Regions from separate parts of the Mus musculus genome. Here region 2 is linked to region 1. Evidence: chromatin loops called from intact Hi-C (ENCODE). Cell type or tissue: left cerebral cortex. All regions are shown on one strand. Links, peaks and the distances in the headings refer to the core of each region. The heading gives the core; the rest is flanking DNA.

Region 1 (3,539 bases), core at 703-3,202:
GCACCAAGGTTGTTTTGTAATTTTCTAAAACTAGGGAGCCTGCGCTGACCTCACTGGGCTGTCAGGCTCAGCAGTGCTGTCTACACTGTAGCTGTTGCTATGGTGCATACACTCTTTATCTCTTTATCTCCAGACTTCTGGAAATTCTTTTCCCGTCTCCAGGTCTCTATTTCTAGTCTAGGCTGTCCTTCCCTTCTCTATCATCCCCACTCCAACATGAGAACAGGAATGATGATTTCCTGTAGGTGAGGAACTGCCATCCTTGGTGGGGGTGGGGACGGGAAGAGGCTACCCTGTACTCATTTAAACTGGGCCTTTCAGGGATGCCCATCCCCCTCCACAGATGGGCTATGCACATAGAGGATTCCCTGGGAGATCCCAAGGCATCGAGGCTTGAGCTATGCACCCCTTCCCTCCTCCAGGCTACCTGTGCTAAGATGCGCAAGGACAAGCTACATTGCCTCAGAAGAAACTGTAGATATGAGGTCAGGAGGGGAGCAGGGGACAACATTCAGAGGAAAAAAACAAAAAACAAAAAACACTGGAGCACACATGACGGTTTCAGGGCTAATCCCAGCGTAAGTCCTAAACACAGTCCCTTCTGATTCTGATTGCAAAAATCAATCCTCTCAACCTCCAAAAAAGCTTGTTAGTTCCCAAGTCCAGACCCACCCCCGAATGCCCCTCAGACTTGAATGTTTTCACTCAGCAACAAACCCCTGATGTTTCTTCCTCCCCTTCCACAGCTGCAGAGGAGAAATCTTGCACTGTGAGACACTGGGAGAGAGGAGGAAAGGTTGGCCGCGCCATCAGAGCATCTTCACAGCCTGACTCACAGGCAGTCACAAGCCCAGCGGGTGATGTGGTAGAGGACTGCGAAGCAACACAACTCTGAGGGGGATATGGCTTCTGGGGATATGTCTGAGGGTGAACTGGGGGAGGGGAGGGGATCTGCTGGAGAACAGATAGGCAGGTGAGAGCGAAAGAATAAAGAGGACTGGAAAGAACAACGCAGAATAGGGGACTATTTACAGGGAGTGAATGTTTGAGAATGGAAGATACTGTCTGGGCCTCCGATTGTGTTTCCAAGCTCCAGAGACACACCTCATTTCTTCAACTGAAAGCTGTCCTTCACTGTCCCCAAGGGCAGGGCTGATTTTCTCCCCTAGCGACCTTGATGTAGACGTACAGCCTGAAGGGGACAGTGAAATGGCTACATCCCAGTTCTCTGTCCCTTTTCTCTCCGGGAAACACCTGGGCGGTGGCTGAGCCCCTGCTTTCCTTCCCAATCTTTCTGAGTACCCGCCCCGCCCAGCCGCATTCCGCCTTCAGCACCACGGACAGCAAACAGAGCTGTGGACCCGACTGACCCCTGTTCTTCTCCAGCGTTCCCAGCGTCCCTGATCTGTTCTACTGAACTGGGCAAGTGCTCGGTGTGTGGTTAAAGCGTGGTAGAGAGTGGAACTAGGCTTCTTCCTCAGGTCTCCAAGCTTTGGGGCATGATATAATTTCCCACATCCCCAGAAAACAGTACTGAAAAGAGGCAAGGTTTCCAAACTCCGATGCTCTCTGTGGTCATTGAGGTTCCTGCATTGGGTGCACTAAGTCCTCGGAGATTACCTGATGTTCGCTGTCCCTTATGCTTCCCTAACCTGACAAAACACTGAGGACCTCGGGGAAACCCGCCTAGGAATTCCCAGGCTGGGTTGGGGGAGGTGACTCCACCCGGCCGGTAGCACTGGTGTCCCTCGCTCTCCCCGTTGAGCCCCCCGTACCGGAAGTCGCTGTAGGGGTGGATGATCCAGGCCCCGGCGGACTTCACCCTCTCCTGCTCGATTTCTACTGCTTTGTGGCTGCCGAAGACCCGGAGAGAGAACTTGTTGACCGTCGGCTGCAGCAGCGTCCCGAGCTGCCGCCTCTTCGGCTCGGGCGCAGACTCCGGCACCCCACCTGAGGCCGCGCGGGCCTGGGCCGGAGCCGCAGGAGGCGTCTCGCGTGCAGGGGTCGCCGCTTCGCCGGCCCCCGCCGCCGGCCGCGCCTCCTCCTCCATGATTGCCCTCACTCGTAGGGCCTCCCCAACCGGTCCAGGGCCATGGCGGGCGCGCAAGTCTCTGGGAGAGCAGCCCAGGCAGGGGAGCTCCGACCCGCGTGCGCCCGGGGCACAGGGGGCGTGTGCAGGCGACAGACGTGCGAGAGCTGCGCCCCCTGGCGAGGGCTGCGTGAGACTGGGCGGGGCGGGGCGGGGCGGGCCGCTGGCACAACTGCTGCCCACACTTTCCCGAGAGGGCGTGGCTTAGGGGTCCTGAGGGTGGGTGGGTGCTGTGTGTGTGTGTGTGTGTGTGTGTGTGTGTGTGTGTGTCTGTCTGTCTGTCTGTCTGTCTGTCTGTCTGTGTCTGTGTGTGTGTCTGTGTGTCTGTGTGGTGGGAGTGCTCAGCTTGCTTCTGGAGGCGGGAAACTCACTAGGGCATATGCAGCCTGGGGACCTCCTGAGGGTCAGGGACAGAATGGGAATCTGTTCTGACCATGTCCTTTCTCAGCACTCTCCTAGGAGTCTTGCTATGCCAGAGATCCTCTAAACTGCTTTCTGTAGTATGTGTTTCCTAATTCATTAAGACAACCTTTAGCAAAACCATTCACTGAGTGCATGCTGAGGATGCAAAACTGAGCACAGAAATCTTAGCTAAGTCAATGGTTCATCTCCATAAACAGATCAACAACCAAGGAAATACCATACTACATGCCTTTCTGAGCTTTACGTGTAGAACAACTTTTTTGTTTTGTTTTGTTTTGTTTTGTTTTGTTTCAGACAGGGTTTCTCTGTGTAACCCTGGCTGTCCCGGAACTCACTTTGTAGACCAGGCTGGCCTCGAACTCAGAAACCCGCCTGCCTCTGCCTCCCAAGTGCTGGGACTAAAGGCATGCACCACCACCACCCAGCTTCTTTCCTCTTCTTACAGCCACTGCCTGAGATAAACCGTCATAATCTCCAACTAAATTATTTCAAGAAGTTTACATTTTGTTTTTGACATGGGCTGTAGCTCAGGCTGGTCTTGAACTTCTGATCTTCCTCTGAATTTCAAGCACTGGGATTACAAATGTGTGCCACTCTACCTGGTCTCAGAAGTTTTTAATAATTTTCAAAGTCTGCTGGACTTGGTGTTGCAGTCTTTTAATCCCAGTACTTGGAAGGCAGAAGCAAGTGGATCTCTGTGAATTTGACACCAGCCTGGGCTATATTGTAAGTGCTAAGACAACCAGGGATACATAAAGAGACTGTCTCAAAAGAAAAAAAGAAGTCTTCACCAAATTCTCCTAGACAAATTCATGTTTCAGTCTCCAAGTACACTTTCTACATCCACATGACACTGTTCAGTTTTCTTAAAGTCCTTCCAAGTGTCTCCATTTTAGAAATACATTTAAGGGCTGGAGAGATGGCTCAGTGGTTAAGAGCACTGACTGCTCTTCCAGAGGTCCTGAGTTCAATTCCCAGCAACCACATGATGGCTCACAACCATCTGTAATGAGATCTGATGCCCTCT
Region 2 (3,539 bases), core at 323-2,822, 210 kb before region 1:
TGCCAGTTGCAAACCGAGTTCGCACAATCTTTGAGAAGTGCACAAGGATCACACAAGCATCACAGAGGATAGGTACCCTCTGGGACTTTAACAAGGTTAAACTACATTAACATATTAACAGCCGTTCTGTCCGTTCATCCTCCGGTCCCAGGTCCGCAGCCCCGGGTCTGAAGGATGCCCTCTTGGAGGATCACCGACACTGCTGCCCTCATTCCCTATCTCGGGGCAGTTCAAATACACGCTCCTTTCCCTCCTTCATCATTGCATCCCCTGTGTGGCTCAGTCCCCTTACCATGAGTCCAACACTAGGACTCCTGCTCCGGTGACCCGCACACACCGCCAGCGGCTGGATCCCAGGCACCCGTCCTGCAGTTGTGAAGCAAGCTCGGGTCGTGTGGCAGGAAGCTACCCAACGCGCAGTCGCCGCGGCTGCAACCACAGCCCAGCGGAGGGGCACCGCGCCACCCGCCCCGCGGCCGGAAGCGGGCAGCAAGCCTCGGCGTCGCGGTGGCCCGTCCCAGGAGGTCCGCGCCTAGGTACCTTCGCTCGCTCTTCAAAACATTCCGGTCACCGTGGCCAGCCTCGTCTGCGCGGGCGTGCCCGCTTCTCCCCGGCCCCAGCAGGGGCGCGCAATGGAACGTCCCGCGGGGGGGATTGTGGGAGGCGCACGTTCGAGGGGTGGGGGCGAAGGCGGCGGCAGCCGTGGCTGCCGTTGGTAGCCGTGGGGGCGGGGAAGAGAGGGAGGCGAGCCGAGGAGGAGAAGGAGGAGGAGGAGGAGGAGGAGGGAGGAGGCTCGGGCTCGCGCCAAGGAAGGTACGCGTGAGGGCCGAGAGGGAGTCGGGAGCGCGCGAGCCGGAGGCCCCAGAGCGAGCGCGTCGGTGCTGGCGGCGCGGGGCGGCCGGAGGCGGTGGTTGGAGGGCGCAGCTCGCGACCAGTCCGGACCCACTCGGAAGCGTGCGGGCGGGCGTGCGCGCTGCGCGGCCGGAGTCGGGTGAGGGAGGGAGGGAGGGAGGGAGGGAGGGCGGCGGGGAGAGCGCGCGGAGGGAGGAGTGGGAGGCGGGAGGGGGGGCACGCGGCGCCCTTCGCTGGCTCGCTCGCTCCCTCCCTCCCCAGAGCCGCCGCCGCCGCCGCCGCTGCCGCCGCCGCTGCCGCTCCCGCCGCCATTTTGGGTTCGCTTTGCGGAGGGGGGAGACGATCCCGGTCTCGGTTGCCGGACCCGCCTTCTCTCGGTTTCCCCTTTCCCGACCTACGCCTTTGGCTTCTCCTCTCTCGCGTTTCCGCCGGTCCGCTTACCCGCTGGCCGCCTCCTGACAAGCGGGAAGGGTTACAGTGTGGAGCCAGGGAAGCCGAGGCGCCAGGCTGCCACCCTCTCTCTCTCCACTTGCCTGCACTCGGCGCTCTCGGCCTCGCACGGTGAGTAGTGCGGTGTGAGCAGGCCTTTGAAGGCCCCAAGTAGTCTCTCCTTGGCTACCCGGGATCCGCTGTCACCCCCCCGGACCTGGACCTCCGGGAGAGCGGGGTGAGGATGGGGGAAGGGAGAGCAGGGATAGGGATCCTGAGCTTACCGGGAAGTCCCTCTAGGCGGGGTGACGGGGTGTCCCTGACCAGCGGGCTCTTGGTTTGGGGGAGGGGGACGGGAAAGTAAGCGAGTGGAGGCGGAGTCGCTTGTGCCCCTGACAGGTTAGTTTGTGTAGTAGGCCCGATTGGAGCATCCCCCAAGATCCAGTTTATGTCTGTTTAAGTAAGGGACAAAAGTAGCAAGGGAGATGATCTTCAGCGGGTAGTTTACCTGTACAAGATCTGTGGTGTTCTCGAAAGGCGGAAATATATGCAGACATGACATAGTGATCTGAGTGTTAATAAGTTTAATAAATGTCACTGGTTAGTTTCTACTTGGAAAGAAATGTTTTGGGTCTTGAAGACCAGATGGTCTGTTGGTTTATAGCTGCTCTGTTTATATGTGTATAATTCGAGGATGGAGAGTGTTCAGGAAGAGTTTGCCTGCATTTGGGGAAGTTCCCTTTGTAAGTTAGCTTATTTAAAAACAAATGCTGGGACATGTGTTCTCTAGGTCGATAAATGTGCATGTATTTTAGCATTAGTATGATTAGTATGATAATACAGAATGCATGCTAAGATCAGGAAGGGGAGAAACTTGACATAGTCTGTGCCTTTGAATAGAGTCAGTTGTGTAAATATGAAAGCCAGACCAACATCCTCAGAGTGATCGCTATTAGGCTGAGAATAAGGGGAGATGTTTTTGACCGTGTGGATTTATAGTAGTGCATAAAGTTTTTATATTCAGAGTACTCTTTCAGTTCGTAATCCTAAAACTGTAAAAATTATAGGAGAATAGGAAATCCCGGCATAAAGAGGTACTTTTCCAAGGTCATGTGTTAAATTAGTGGCAATGTTGAGATATTTTGATTACTAATTTAGTAATGTATTGTCCATATTATCATAGTGCCTCAGGAGATTGTTATTGCCAAATACAAGTGTATTTTGAAAGTAGGTAAATATGATTGGTTAGATTATGCTTGGGAGAACTTAAAAGTGTCAAACATGTATAGAATATACACTGTCCTATATGAGATAGGTATTTGTAATTTTGTTGTGTTTACAAAGCAAGCAGACCACTTCTGACAGCTTAGTATGTATGAAAGTTCCAATGTGTTGCTGGGCAGTGGTGGCACATGTTTCTAATTCCAGCACTTGGGAGGCAGAGGCAGGTGGATTTCTGAGTTCGAGGCCAGCCTGGTCTACAGAGTTGGTTCCAGGACAGCCAGGTCTACAGGGAGAAACCCTGTCTCCCAAAACCAAATAAATAAATAAATAAATAAATAAATAAAAAGTTAAACTGCTTCCACAGCCTACTTTGTATCTGTATAGCTGTTGTTTGTTGCTGGTTGGGTTTTTTGTGTGTGTGTGTGTGGGGGGGGTGGGGGGTCAGGGGGAGGGTCAGGGGGAATAGATTAACCCTGCTAGCAGGCATTCTACCAAAGAGCCACACTCGTATTTGGGCAGCTTGACTTTATTTCTGCCAGTGACAGGATCTTTTCGGACTCATCCAACAAAATAATTGATTCCTGTCTTGGGGTAAGAATTATCAAGATCTGTTGATTAGGTTGTTGGAATAGATAGGGATGCATAAGAGGGGAGTTGTGAACATACAGAGAGCAAATAAATCTGTGGAACTGAAACCACCAACCCTTTTTAAAAAACCAGTCTGAATGTGGCACACACTTGCAATCCAAGCATTCCGGAGGCTGAGGCAGGAGGCGCCTGAGCTCAAGCTTCACATTAAGTTTAAGGTCAGCCCCTGGTTACAGGAGGCCTGGGGTCCACTCTAGCTCCAGGGTATCTGGCACCCTTTTCCAGTCTCTGCTGATGACTACACACTACACACACACACACACACACACACACACACACACACACACACCCTTTTCCAGTCTCTGCTGATGACTACACACTACACACACACACACACACACACACACACACACACACACACACGAGAGAGAGAGAGAGAGAGAGAG

What was found. Peaks named below come from ENCODE experiments on the same cell type or tissue, not always from the same donor. Only the 100,000 strongest peaks of a DNase experiment are listed, where the experiment ranks them.
Region 2: a loop joins it to region 1, with 3 times the contacts of the local background. A loop is called at or near these places in 5 of 42 quality-filtered maps.

Annotation. Positions count from the first base shown.
Region 1 is chr3:89,158,010-89,161,548 of GRCm38, forward strand. Hcn3 (hyperpolarization-activated, cyclic nucleotide-gated K+ 3) reads right to left here and starts at 2,148. Exons shown (of 8, transcript NM_008227.1): 1 at 1,776-2,148. The coding sequence starts at 2,050. In left cerebral cortex, for the core only: a CTCF peak has its summit at 2,192; DNase peaks (open chromatin) are centred at 831, 1,680 and 2,061; H3K4me3 peaks cover 1,560 bases; H3K27ac peaks cover 300 bases.
Region 2 is chr3:88,949,576-88,953,114 of GRCm38, forward strand. Dap3 (death associated protein 3) reads right to left here and starts at 707. Exons shown (of 13, transcript NM_022994.3): 1 at 293-707. The coding sequence starts at 295. It also overlaps a transcript of Ash1l not described here. In left cerebral cortex, for the core only: CTCF peaks have their summits at 603 and 1,389; DNase peaks (open chromatin) are centred at 433, 760 and 1,375; H3K4me3 peaks cover 2,426 bases; H3K27ac peaks cover 1,831 bases.